Linked DNA regions of Mus musculus: region 2 is linked to region 1. The links are chromatin loops, found by intact Hi-C in ENCODE. Cell type or tissue: gastrocnemius. All regions are shown on one strand. Each heading gives the region's core, and the rest is flanking DNA. Links, peaks and the distances in the headings are about the cores only.

What was found. Peaks named below come from ENCODE experiments on the same cell type or tissue, not always from the same donor. Only the 100,000 strongest peaks of a DNase experiment are listed, where the experiment ranks them.
Region 2: a loop joins it to region 1, with 2.2 times the contacts of the local background. A loop is called at or near these places in 1 of 42 quality-filtered maps.

The regions. Positions count from the first base shown.
Region 1 is chr7:44,891,941-44,899,764 of GRCm38, forward strand. It overlaps Fuz (fuzzy planar cell polarity protein), which reads left to right and starts at 4,139. Exons shown (of 11, transcript NM_027376.3): 1 at 4,139-4,422; 2 at 4,607-4,728; 3 at 4,975-5,059; 4 at 5,321-5,389; 5 at 5,580-5,684; 6 at 6,563-6,760; 7 at 6,836-6,931; 8 at 7,045-7,151; 9 at 7,234-7,298; 10 at 7,372-7,446. The coding sequence starts at 4,312. Med25 (mediator complex subunit 25) reads right to left here and starts at 484. Exons shown (of 18, transcript NM_001331207.1): 1 at 291-484; 2 at 159-204. The coding sequence starts at 424. In gastrocnemius, for the core only: CTCF peaks have their summits at 4,232 (motif pointing left) and 4,433 (motif pointing left); DNase peaks (open chromatin) are centred at 3,469, 3,839 and 4,184; H3K4me3 peaks cover 2,316 bases; H3K27ac peaks cover 3,336 bases.
Region 2 is chr7:45,009,011-45,014,814 of GRCm38, forward strand. It overlaps Scaf1 (SR-related CTD-associated factor 1), which reads right to left. Exons shown (of 11, transcript NM_001008422.1): 2 at 4,470-4,583; 3 at 4,207-4,264; 4 at 3,688-3,785; 5 at 3,315-3,415; 6 at 3,113-3,228. The coding sequence starts at 4,577. Mir7054 (microRNA 7054) reads right to left here and starts at 3,477; the gene lies at 3,416-3,477. In gastrocnemius, for the core only: no CTCF peak of the experiment used is centred there; no DNase peak of the experiment used is centred there.

The DNA of each region.
Region 1 (7,824 bases), core at 1,799-5,798:
AGATCTTTGGCAAGGAACAGGCCATCCCAACTTCAGATCATTTTAGAAATAAGCTGTGAGCCCTTCTTCTCTCAAACCCAAGACTAAGGACCCCATCTTTCCTCCCTCAGACACAGGGGTCTACCGGCTTCCATCCCGTGACTCGGCCGCGCACTCACGTCTCCCCCAAAGTCCGTCTCTGCAGGGGGTCCCCCGTTGAAGTACCTGCAAAGACGGAGGAAAGGCGGGGTCGGCACGAGCTTTAGGTTAGCTAGGGCGGCGGGAGGCGACGAGAGGTCTCGCTCACTCACTCTATGGCAGGCAGCAGGTAGTGCTTGCGGAGCTCCTCGAAGTACGGCCCCAGGTTTGCTGTCCCCTCGATCACAAACACCACATCGGCGACCAGGCCCCCGGCCCGCGCCGGGCCTTCGGATCCGGGGACCATGCCCCGCGCCGCCGACGCCAGCGCCGCTGACGCCGTCGCCGTCCCGGGACGAACAGAAGTGCGCTTGCGCGGTGTGCGCAGCCCCGCCGGACGTCTGGCAGCTTCTGCTGATGCTGATACGGCCATGTTTGTGCGGGGCATTTTGCGAGCCGTGGTTTTATCTCTACCCTGGGGCATACCAACAACACGAAACTCTCAGAATGGGCACAACGAGCCCCTTTAAGGGCCTCTTGAAATCGAGCAAACTTTTGCGCACAACATCAAGCACGAAATAAATCGAAAAACGGCACATCCGGTCACCATCTTGGAGTCGAAATCTAGTTTCCGACTCCGGGCTAAAGGGAGGGTCGGGAATCCGGTTGCTAGGCAACGCGTACCCATCCGTTGTGGTCTCACACAGAGATTAAGTTAATAAATTCTGTTCTTTCTGACCGGGAACCGATGAAAGAGAGCGGTCCAATCACATCATTGGAAACGACGTTGCTAGGCAACACTGTAAAGTTGCCCGGGACTTGGAAGCGAAGCAGTTGTTTTTGCTGGGAAAGAAGGGAATTCCAATTTAAGTGGAGGTTGCTAGGCAACACCTAATCTCTGTTTTCTGGGAAAGAAGCCAGAAACAGAATCAAAGAAAATACATTCCTTATTAAAAAAGAAAAAAAGAAAAGAGAAAGAAAGAAAAGAAAAAAAGAAAAGAAAAAAAAGAAAGAAGAAAATAATAATACTATATATATATAAACAGTGCAATAGTAATGTCTGGTATAGTCGAGAAAACTGAGTCTCAGCATTGTAGCTAACAGCATAAGCCGAAGTGAATATAAAATGACCTGGAAACTTATGTGTGGACAGAAATTTACTAAATAAAGCGTACTAATGTAGAAAGATACAAAGCCGCGATGGCGCACGCCTTAAATTCCAGTGCAGAGCAGATGCAAGTGGGACTGAGTTGCAGTATCAGTCTACAGAGTGAGTTCCAGGACAGACAGGGCTGCACAGAGAAACCCTGTCTCGAAAAACAAAATAAGAAAAAAAGAAAAAGAAAGAAAAAAAGACAAGCGATTTTTCAAAACGTAGGTGGCAGGCATCCAAACTTGGCTCACTTGCTTGCATTTGCAAGCAGGTTAGCAACTGAGACATTGCCCCAGACCTTGGTTTTTGGTATCTCTTCCCCACCCTCCACTCCCAAGGCAGGCTTTCTCTGTGTTAGCCTTGGCTGTCCTGGAACTTGCTCTGTAAATTTGTGGAGCCTCCCAGAACTCAGAGATCTGCCTGCCCCTACCTCTGGAGTGCTGGGATTAATGGCACACGCCACCCAACCATTGGCGTGAACAAGCTTTTTTAACCCCAATGCTAACCCCAAAACTACAATTTTCCACGTTGAATTTTGTTTTGTTTTGTTTTCAGACAAAGTTTTTCTGTGTAACCCTAGCTGTCCTGAAGCTCACTGTAAAACAGGTTGGCTGTGAACTCAAAAAATGTTCTTGTCTCTGTCGGCCAAGTGCTGGAACTAAAAGCATGCATAGAATTTTTAAGGTTTCATTTATCTGTCTATCTATCTGTTTATTTGTGGATTTGGCAGGAGATATCAGAGTAGGCCAGGCTGGCCTTAAGGGACTGTGCAACCATGCACACATTTTAAAATTATTCTACGAATCTGTTTTTTCCATATACAGAGTACATTTGTTAATTATTCTGTAGGAACTACAGGAAATAAAATCCAGAATAAAAACAACATCCAAAAAAGTTACTTTAAAATATTGTTTCATAGGATCTAGAGAGATAGCAGCTAAGAGAACTGGCTGTTCTTTCAGCGGACTGCTATTCAAGTCCTAGCAACCACAAGGCAGTTCAACTCCAGTTCCAGGGTATCCAACACCCTCATATAGACACCCATTAAAGCAAGACATCAATGCACATGAAATATAAATAAATAAATTATTTTAAATTATTTAATTTAATAAACAAAGCAATTGCTCTCAGACATACAGTAATCAAGCAGCTAAAACTGCTAACTCAGCAGGGTGTAGCAATGCAACATGGGAGAACTGAGCATAAGGACCAAGGCCAGCCTGGGCTACACAGCACGATTTTGTCTCAAAAAATTATTTTGTTTTATTGTATCATTTAAAATACAGAAGGAGAAATCTAATATTTGTCGGTGGAAAAAATTGTTCAATTCCTTGCACTTATCAAAATTGAGTATAGCCGGGCAGTGGTGGTGCACGCCTTTGAGGCAGAGGCAGGTGGATTTCTGAGTTTGAGGCCAGCCTGGTCTACAGAGTGAGTTCCAGGACAGACAGGGCTACACAGAGAAACCCTGTCTCAAAAACCAAACAAACAAACAAACAAACAGAGTATAAAAAGACATTAGAAGGGCTGAGATGGGGGCTGGACTGGACTGGAGAGATGACTCAGCTGTTAAGAGCATTGACTGGTCTCCCAAAGGTCCTGAGTTCAAATCCCAGCAACCACATGATGGCTCACAACCATCTGTACAGCTACAGTGTACTCGTATATATAAAATAAATAAATAAATCTAGAAAAAAAAAAGAAAGGAAGAAAGAAAGAAAAAAGAAAGGAAGAAAGAAAGGAGACTGAGATGTTGAAAAAGGAATCGGAATTTCAAGGACACATGGCAAGTCCCAGGTCTGCATGGGCTACATGAGACCACACCTCAAAAATACACTAAACAACAACAAGCAAAAGAGAAAGAAAGGAAAGCAAAGAAAAAGAGAGTGGCTGGCATTCGCCATTCCAGGCCAAACAGCTACCCTGAGTTCCAGGCCAACCAGGCCTAAAGGCTGCAACTCACCCAGAAAGTAGAAAATAAAGACACGAAGCTGTAGCCATACTATTTTAATAGCCATACTATTTTAAACTAGAAAATAAATTTTGATTCTTACAGTGCGTGTGCCATGGCATGTGTACAGAGGCCAGCTTTGTGGAGTGAGCTCTCTATTCTACCATGAAGATTCCAGGGGTTACAAGCTTCTCAGGTCTTCATGGCAAGCCCTGGGATGTGCTGAGCCATCTCCCTGGCTCCTAGCCATCCTTTGGAAGAAAGCTTTGGAAGTGATAGTACAGTGATCATATCTGTGAAAATCTGTCTTGCTACCTCGGTGCTAACTTCTATTGTTGCATGGAACAAAGTTTTCCGTGTTTTACCTTTCGACACGATACACCATCATTGGCATTAATTCGTTACAGAAATTACGTGGTTTTCATGATTTTGGAAAAGGTTCTCTTCTGCCTTTCACTAATAACAAAAACAACCATCTCATTTGGTGGTTACTAGGCAACACTGCCTGGATCAAACCATTCTGAAAAAATGAGAGGGAGACGGTGGCACAGCGGTTCGGAGTTTTGAAACAGAAATTATTGTGAATGGTAGTTGCTAGGCAACGCCTGAGCATACGGCCATCTTTGACTGGGGCAGGGTATTTCCCACTATGGAATGAAAGGCCACGCTGCAGTTGCCAGGCAGTGCCTTAGCACTGTCCCCATCCTCAACCAGTTGTTTAAAAAAAAAAAATTAGCACGTAATTACAGCACACATGAAGGTTTGTAGGCAACACCTTAGCACCATCACCATCTTCAAACTAGATTCTTCATTCTCGTTATACAAAAGATGTGAAGCTGTCCAGGAACAACTTGAACGCTTGGCAAGCAATACTTGTCGCCATCTTTGTTAGGGTCATGATGACTTCCGGCCGGGGCGGAAAAAGAATCCTGTTGGAGGGGCTGAGTTGATGAAGGCAGGAATTTAGCCATCCGGCTTCTCGCCCTCTGGCGGCTCCAAACGGCAGGCCGACTTGCTTTCACTACCCGCATGCTCCTAGATCCACACCGAGAGTCTCCAGGGGGGTGACTTGTCGGGTGCGGGCTTCCAGATGGGGGATGAGGGGCCGGGAAGCCCGGTGCATCTGCTGTGCCTCGCAGCCTCTAGCGGGGTTCCCCTGTTTTGTCGGAGTAGCAGCGGCGGCGCCCCCTCCCGTCAACAGGTGGGGGCATTCGACTCCTTCGTCTAAATAAGGGGTTTGGGAAGCTGGGATGGCATACCGTGCAGGGAGTAGAGGCTCGGAGCCTTTAGGGGACTAATAAGCCTGGTTTCCTGAAGAACTTTGGGGGGATGTGGGGAGACGGCAAAGTGGGACAGTGAGGTCTCAATGCTTCCCCACTCTTCAGCTTCCTTTCTCTGTCATCGGCTCTCTCAATGGAGTCCACATGTTCGGCCAGAATCTGGATGTGCAACTGAACTCTGCAAGAACGGAAGACACAACCGTAGTGTGGAAGAACTTCCATGACAGGTCCCTTGGCGGGAGCAAGGGAACAAGATCTGGGCAGTGGTTCCTGGCTTAGGTGACCCCAGAGTCCTGCCAGTGGTGACTTGGCTGTGGGAATCTTTGATAAGCTACTCACCCTCTCTGATCCCTGCGTTCCCAGCAGAATGTAGCCAGCAGCATAGGAATAGCCCAGAGACGCTGAAGCGCTTGGCTCCGTTTCCCAGGCCTGACCTCTACTTCATTCTTGCTTCTCTTCTTTCCTCCCCACAGTATCACTCTCATTGTTCTGTCATCTGAGGAGGGCACCTCTGAGCTGAGGCTGGAAAGAATGCTCCACATGGTGTTTGGGGCCATGGTGAGACTGGGCCCTTTTTTCTCCAAAACTCAAGAGAGCTGCACCCCCAGCCTCTTCTCCTTAGTCCAGACCTGCATTTTTTTCTCACACCCAGACATCCAGACCTCAGCCCTCTTCCCTCATACCTAGGAGTCCAGGAGCCCGACCTCCACCTTCATACACAGGGATCCAGACCTGGCCTTCCTCTCAACACCCATTCAAATACTGTCCTCTCTGACTAGATCCTATTAAGGACCCCGCTGTCCTATGTGATTCTTCTAGGTTCTCATTGTGGGACTTGAGGAGCTGACCAATATCCGGAATGTAGAAAGACTGAAGAAAGAATTGAGGGTGAGGCTGTGGGATGTGAGTGACGTTAGGATCCCTAAGTCGTGCCCATTTGTCTGGAACTACAATTCCCACTATGCATAGGGAAAGCCCATGGGTTCTTGAAGAGCTTGTTTAATCCTGGAGCTGGCCTCAGGTTTTTCTGGGCTGATCTGGCCTACGTGGGTCCTAGATGCCTCTTTTCCTCTACCAGGCCAGCTACTGTCTCATCGACAGCTTCCTGGGGAACTCAGAACTCATCGGAGACCTGACCCAGTGTGTGGACTGTGTCATTCCTCCAGAGGGGTCTGCCATGCAGGTATTGGGGCAGCTATAGAAATAACTGTGTCCCCACGGTTCTGCTCAGCCTTCCTTTGTTTTCTTTCTCTGGACATTGTCCTAACTCCCTCTTATCATCCTGGAATCAAGTTTTACCTGGAACCTTCTCACCAGGGTACACTGACTGCTTGCCTCCTGTCCTGCAGCTTCGGCCTCACAAGCACCCTGCCTTCCTGCCTTGCAGGGAACCCTGTCTAGGCAAATCCGCCTCACCCCATTCTAAGACAGGGCTCCCAGGCTGTCTTGGGACTCTCTCTGTAGGCCAGTCCGGCCGACCTCCAACTTACAACTCACAAACACCCACCAGCCTTTGCCTCTGAGTGCTGGGATTAAAGGCGTGCTCCACCATGCCTGCCCAATCTTCCTTTGCTAAAGTTATGCCTCTCCTGGCAGCATGTCCTGACCTCAGAGCTTCCGTAGGTCAGGACTGTGCCTTCTCAGCAAGTTTAGATGCTGTTGTTAAAACTATTGGCATCCCAGGACCTCCTGGTGCAGGCCTGTCACCCCAGCTACTCTGGAGGCTGGGGAGAGTATGCAAAGTTTAAGGCCGGCCTAGGCAGCTCAGTGAACACATGACTCAAAAATTCAGTATGACTTGGCAGGAGCAGCCCCATAACTGAAGGAGAAATAAATTTTAAGAAGCAAACAAACAAACAGATAAAATAAGTGTATGGAGAATTGAGAGTGCTGACTGATCAGGAAGGTTAAAGTATTCTCGTTCACAGAGAGGGTGTGAGACAGGAGCTTGGCAGCCTTGCGTGCTAGGGTGTCTCTGGTCTCATGGCTGCTCTTCCCCTCCCTGACTAGCCGGGAAGGTCCCTCCTTGCCCTATGACATCTAGTCTGACCTTTTCACCAGGAAACCCTTTCAGGGTTTGCAGAGGCCACTGGCACAGCCTTTGTCAGCCTGCTTGTATCAGGCCGAGTGGTGGCAGCGACAGAGGGCTGGTGGCGCCTAGGCATGCCTGAAGCTGTACTACTCCCCTGGCTGGTGGGGTCCTTGCCACCACAAGCTGCTCGAGACTACCCGGTGTATCTGCCCCACGGGAGCCCCACGGTGAGTGGGCGGGACCAGGGCGGGGCTTCCAGCAGGGCGGGGCCATGCTTAGCCCTATCTTGTGCCCGGCTACAGGTCCCACACAGGTTGTTGACCTTGACGCTGCTGCGTGGCCTGGAGCTGTGTCTGCTGTGCGGGCCGCGCCCGCCCCTTGGCCAGCTGGACCCACAGGTGAGGCGGACTGTTGCAGTGCTGCCCCTGTGCATCCCCTCCAACAGCGCCACCTGCTGCATGCAGGCCCTGGCCAACCAGCCCTGACCTCGCTCCCCATCTCACCCCCGTAGTTAATGGAACGCTGGTGGCAGCCTCTACTGGAGCCCCTCCGGGCCTGCCTGCCACTGGGCCCTAGGGCGCTACCCGAAGGGTTCCCACTACACAGCGATATTCTTGGGTAAGGCTCGATGGTTGGGCCCAGGGCCGGGAAGGCCATTTGCTCTGCCAGTTCCCCACAGCCTGATAGTGCTTTCCCCCAGTCTGTTGTTACTCCACTTGGAACTGCGACGCTGCCTCTTTACTGTGGAGCCCTCCAAGGATAAAGGTGCGTGGGAACGCAGTGAGTGGGAGGGCCGTGAGCCAGAGGCCACCTAGTCAAGGTGCTCCCTCTTCTTTAGAGCCTTCCCCTGAGCAGCGCAGGCGCCTCCTTAGAAACTTCTACACGCTGGTGGCCACCACCCACTTCCCGCCAGGTGAGTGGTGGGCATGGATCCCACATGGCATGTACACCCTGAAGCCGAGAATGCACCACATGCCTGAGTTGCCCCTGTCAATCTTACTAAATCCCTGACTTCTTCTTCAGTCAGTGTTTTTACAGTAAGCACAGGCTGGACATTTTGTCCCATGCCTGGAATGTCAGCCCTACTGTGGCCAAGGCAGAATGACCACGGGTTTGAGGCCACTTGGGCTATCTAGTACCTCCAAAGACCTGACAACTTACTGCTCCAGCCTCCTAGGCAAGCACTGTCAGTTGTGCTGATCCCGGTGATCCTAACCGCTGAGCAATGCTAGGTGGCAGTGCTCAAGCAGCCACTCCTGTCACCCTCCACAGTGCTGGGCACAGCCTTGCT
Region 2 (5,804 bases), core at 1,047-5,046, 120 kb after region 1:
GGATCACTCCTCTCCCAGGGCAGAGGCCTGCACACAGACCAGCGCTGCCTCAAGGGCAGGAGAGCACACTGGGGTGGTGAAGTTGGGGACTGGGGGTGTGGCTCAGCTGCAGAACACTGGCCAAGTGTATGAGGACACCTACAACAGCAGAAAATGGCCCGGATGTCCACCCCTGAGCCCAGGCGGAGCACTGACTTAATCTCACAGACCACTGGCTCATCTACGGCCAACAAAGTGCCTTAACTAATACAGTGCTGTCCCCACAGGACACAAGAGCCAGCTGCCTCCTGCTCTGTGGAGAGGAATCAGCTTAGATCGTGAAATGACAGAGCTGGAGGCTTGGCAGAACAAGACAATCCTTAGAATTTCTTTTGCCATCAACCTGCACCTGAGGTCTTAGAAGCAAGAGCCACTAACCCATAGGGACATCACGACGAAGTACCTTCCCCTTCTCACAGGCCAGGCTCTGCATGTCTCCTTAGTTTACCACCCAACATCCACTGCACCTGTGCTCATAACACCACAGTGATGACTGGGCCTAGACTCAAATGACTATCTGAGCACAGAAACTAAGCCCCCCACCCAAAATGGCCCATTGAGGACAGTGCCAGTGCCTCATAGACCGACCCAGGGCATAGCACTCTACTCATGTGAGCATAGGTTCCTGGCTCAACCTGCTGACTTCAGATTCCTTCTATAAAATCACTGTCTGCTCATTTCCTAAATTCATGTTTACCTGTTTTATGTCAGGCTCAGCTGCAGTGGTATCAGAACAGCAAGCCCTGCCTTCAGGGAGCTCACTCGTCCTGAGGACAGGGTTCACACCCAGGGTTCACACCCTTCAGGGAGCTCACTCGTCCTGAGGACAGGGTTCACACCCAGGGTTCACACCCTTCAGGGAGCTCACTCATCCTGAAGACAGGGTTCACACCCAGGGTTCACACCCTTCAGGGAGCTCACTCATCCTGAGGACAGGGTTCACACCCAGGGTTCACACCCTTCAGGGAGCTCACTGGTCCTGAGGACAGGGTTCACACCCAGAGCCCAGAGGGCACCCATGACCAACTCCCCACTCCTGCTCCTTTCTTATTTCAACCCAGGACACACTAGAGTCTGGAAGCACAGGGTGACATGTGACTCTGGTACAGAGGAAGGTCATGAGCGATCACCGTGTTCCTTTTCCTGTGCTCTTAATATCTTCCAAAACAAAACAAACAAAAACTAAAAAACAAACAAGCAAGCCGAGTGTGGTGGCGCACGCCTTTAATCTCGAACCAAAGAGGCAGAGGCAGGCAGATCTCTGTAAGTACAAGGCCAGTCTTGTCTACAATGAGTTCCATGACAGCCAGGGCTACAAAGAGAAACACTGTCTTGAAAAAGACAAACAAACAGAAATGCTGAGGTGGGCATTCCAGCATACATGGGAGGAAGACCAGGAGTTTTAAGGCTAGAGTGAGCTACAAAGCAAGATCCATCTCTCAAAAACAAAACGGACTAAGGATGTAGCTCAGTGGCTCTAGGTGTGAGGCCCCACGTTCAATGCCAGACACACACACACATAGAGAGATAGGAGGAAAGGGCCAGCAACAAGATGTCACAGTGAATAAAGGCAGCTGTCACCAAATCTAAAGACCCGACTTAGATCCCTGGGACCCACTTGGCAGAGGAAAACAAACTCCTGAAAGCTGACCTATTTGTCCAGCCACAAATGTAATTTAAAAACAAACAATAACAACAAAAAACCCCAATCACACAACGGCCTTGTCAGTTCAGTTTAGAAACTAAGAAAAACCCTGAGCAAGACAAAACCACAGTGCTAAGTGTCAGGGAGGCACAGCGACAGCCTAAGCAATGCCACTCTCTGTTCCCAAGCTTGTCTTTAAAATATCACCACAAAGGGTGGTGGTCAAGTCTGTAATCTCAGCACAAGGAAGGGCAACGCAGGACTGTCCCAAGTTCCAGGCCAGTCTAGGCAACAGGACAAGACCCTGCCTCAAAAAAAAAAAAAAAAAAAAAAAGTCACCAACAAAACCACACCGTAATTTCAGAGTCCCATGAGAATGACTGGCCATTTGTCTGTGTGCACAGGTTCTATTGGAACATTTATCCTCTGCTACCTTGTGGGTTGGTTTTTGGAGTCAGGCTCTCCTGGTGTTGCCCACATTAGTCTTTTTTTTTTTTTTTTTTTTTTTTTTTTTCCGAGACAGGGTTTCTCTGTGTAGCCCTGGCTGTCATGGAACTCACTCTGTAGACCAGGCTGGCCTCGAACTCAGAAATCCGCCTGCCTCTGCCTCCCAAGTGCTGGGATTAAAGGCGTGCGCCACCACCGCCCGGCCCACATTAGTCTTGAACTTAGGGAGAGGATCCACAGTTCCTCTTCAGCCTACCAGTTATCTGAGATGCACAGTCAAGGATACACTCATAGTTCCTCCAGTCAGCCTCAAGGTAGGTCATGGAAGTTGGGTACCATGTCCTCTGAGCCCAACTCACAACTGAGAAGGGACAATGTGACTGTGGCCTGCCTCAGTGGAGTCACAAGCCATGTTCTTCCAGGCACTGGGACTGATGGCTGCCAAAGACTAACTGTACACAAGCCCTTCCCTCCACTCCACTTCTAAAGACATGCAGAGAGGGAGGTTAACGTGTTGGGGCGTCGAGTCAGAGCTGACGCTGGGTGTCCTGGGAGCTTCAGCTAGATGGCCAGCTCATGTGCCCAGAACCAAACGCCTGCCTTTCCACTCAGACTCAAGCTGGGCACCAGGCTCACCAATGGAGCTAGCGAGGAGCCGCCTCCTAAGAGATGACTCCCCAACTCAAAGACACGCAAGTCCACTCTGACAGCTGCTGGCCAGCATGCTCGATGCTCCTATGTGCCCCCTCCCTTTTGCTCTACGAGTGTATGAACTAATTTGTAACTAATATAAGCATCCTTCCTACCTTCACTACAAACAGCGTAAGTGATGCTAGCAGCTTAGCTTGGTGGCAGAATGCCTGCTGAACATATGTGAGGTCCCCAAAGTCCAGTACCCAGCATCATACATTAATACCTAAATACAGTTGACTTTCACACAATTTCAAGACCACCCACCCAACACAGTGCAGGCCAACATACCTGTCTTTCCTGTCCTCCAGGCCCTGAGGCGGGGAAACAGGCTGGGCACAGGTAGAGGCATGGGGTCCCTGTCACCGATGCGGACCTCAGCCACCAGCTCTAGCATGTCCTCACTTCTGCAAGGCAGAGGAAATGGTGAGCCCTAGCAGTGCCATAGCTCTCAGGATAGGGTCACCCCACCTTCAGCTGTCCAGGTTCTTACTCGCCAGGCTGAAGGTCCAGGCGGCTGGGAACCCAGGTGTCCGGGGGATCCAGGATGCTCACCAGCTCCACAAGGAAGCTATCTGCAGCTGTGTCCAATACCTGGAAGGGGCCAAGTTGGACTCTGTTCTGTGAGTACTCAGCCCAACCACCTTCCTAGTTCCAGCCTCTCAGGACCCACCAATCTGCCACAAGAACCTTCTGGAATCCAACCAACCTTATCTCACTGGTCTCTAGGAGCCAGCTTAGTCAGGGATCTGGTCCCCAGACTCCTGTCACTGCCCACCAGAGTCACACCAGACCCAGCAGTTTAGATCCCCAGTTCCTCTGTCTTGCAGGCCCCAGGGTGAAGGCTGGTGGACACTCTTACTCACAGTGGCCGTGTCAGCAGCCCCTGACTCCTGTGAACGAGGCTCTGACCGAGGACTCCGGCAGCAGCGCCTCCATCGTAGGCCACGACACCGAGCGCCATCTGGATAGACATTGAAGTAAGCTGGGATTCCATGTTGGGCTTTGCAAAGCACAGGAAGCAGGTCAAGACGTAGCGTTTGCTGAGGGAGCACCTGCCACCTCCCAGTTTCTGCAGCACCCTGGGCTCCCCCAACTCAATCTGGGATGGGCTCACCAAAGGGCATGTCTCTGCTTGGCCTGTGAACCCTGCCCAGTCCTGGCTAAATGTCTCCTGCCTCCCAAGTGACCTACTACCCTGATCACCTCTAGTCAGCCCAAAAGCCACACTGGGTTCCCTGCCAACTAGGCCTTCCTCTAGACAAACCCAGTACCCTGGACACTGATGACGCTAGCACAAGAGAAGCACCCAGGACACCTCAGAAAGAAGAAAGATAAGAGCCCAGAGGAAGGCAGAAGCCTAAGAGGACGAGTGGGCCTCATACCTTTATCATTAGGCAGGTCTCCCTGAAGGGAGCTTCCCACAGCCTGCTGAATGGCCCGCTGCAAAAGGGGAAAAAACAAAAATCAGGGCCAAGACCTCTCTAACTTCTGCTGTTTGGAAAGCACATTCCAGGCACCCGGCAGCCAGAGTCCACAAAGAACCCCAATTCTTCCTGAAGGCCTGGTTCAGGGCCTGAACCCCCAGCCCATACTTCAGAGCATGAGAACCTAGGCCTCCAGGCCTCACTGCACCCAGCTTTCTTACCAAAATAAAGGCAGAAGGAGAAAGGGCAGGATCTCTGTCAGGTGGACCGTCTCCCCGATCCTCTCCCGACTCCTCTGTTTTACCTCGAGACTCATCTTCCTCCTCCATGGTCACCTGGGGTTGAGGCAACAGTTTGAAGTGAAGGCTGAGGGAGGCAGGTCAGAGGTGAAGGAAGACCTCAAGGGCCCCCAGTGCATCCTGCTTTAGTGTCCCTCTCTTCCGCCTCATTCCTGATGACCTTGTCCGTGGTCCCACGCTGACCTGCAGGGACTAGAGCCATTCTTATCCTTCTTCTGGATTTCGGCTGCCTCCCCATCAATGGGAGGACCGCTCAGCCACCTGCTCCAACACCTGGCCCTCCACTGCCCACAGCTTCCCAATGCTCCTAGGCAAACCTCCAATTAATTACCCAACCCAGTCAAATAGATGCAAACTCAACCCTGACTTCGGGTGTCATGATTTTAAGAGCGTCGTGCTTCAGTCTCAGAAAGCCACCTTCCCCACAGCGGGGAATGTGCCGACATGCTCAGGGGTACTCTGTAACAGGTACCGTAGGTTCACACAGCATTCATTATCCTCCATGATGAGGAGCCCAAGAGCTTTATTTACAGCCACGAGATACAACTATGATAGTATGATCTACATAACCACCACACCGCTTTTAAAACAAAAATGCCAAGTTTCAGAAAGGCATGCTGTCCTCCCAGCCCCATTGGGACACTTGCCTATCACCCAGCTGCCTGTCCTGTGGAAGCATGGCCAAAGCCTCGGTGATGTCACGGGAATTCTGAGCTTTGAGTGCCCAGTCAGGTAGTTGAAAGAGCATCCTTCAGACTGGTGGATGTCTTGATTGAGGCTTCAGAAAACATGAACATCACAGCTGTAAACCTCCCCACAGCTGTCAAACCTGCTACTCTGAAAACACCTAATCTTGGAATTCCTAAAAGCCCTAGGCTCCCTAAACCACACTAGCGCTTATCTGAAAATGGCAAAATAGTAGTATCTCTCACACTGGTTTCCACATATAAATGGCTGGATACACATTAGCAATAATTCTATCAGTAGCCCTTCGACCAGGTTTCGCCTTTTGGCCTCAGCCCTGGTCTCAGTCCTACTCTGAAACTATACCTTGGCCTCCACAACCCCCCCCAGCTCCAGCTCTCCAAACCTTCAGCTTCTTCCTGATTCCCTCAGGCATACCTTACTGATGGCCCCCCTACCATATCCAAGCTTCTCTAAGCTAACATTCAAGACTTTCCTACCCTGTATAGCAATAATTCCCAGCTCTGAGGATGCTCTCTCACAGTCTGATACACATCTTATCCAAAGCACTGA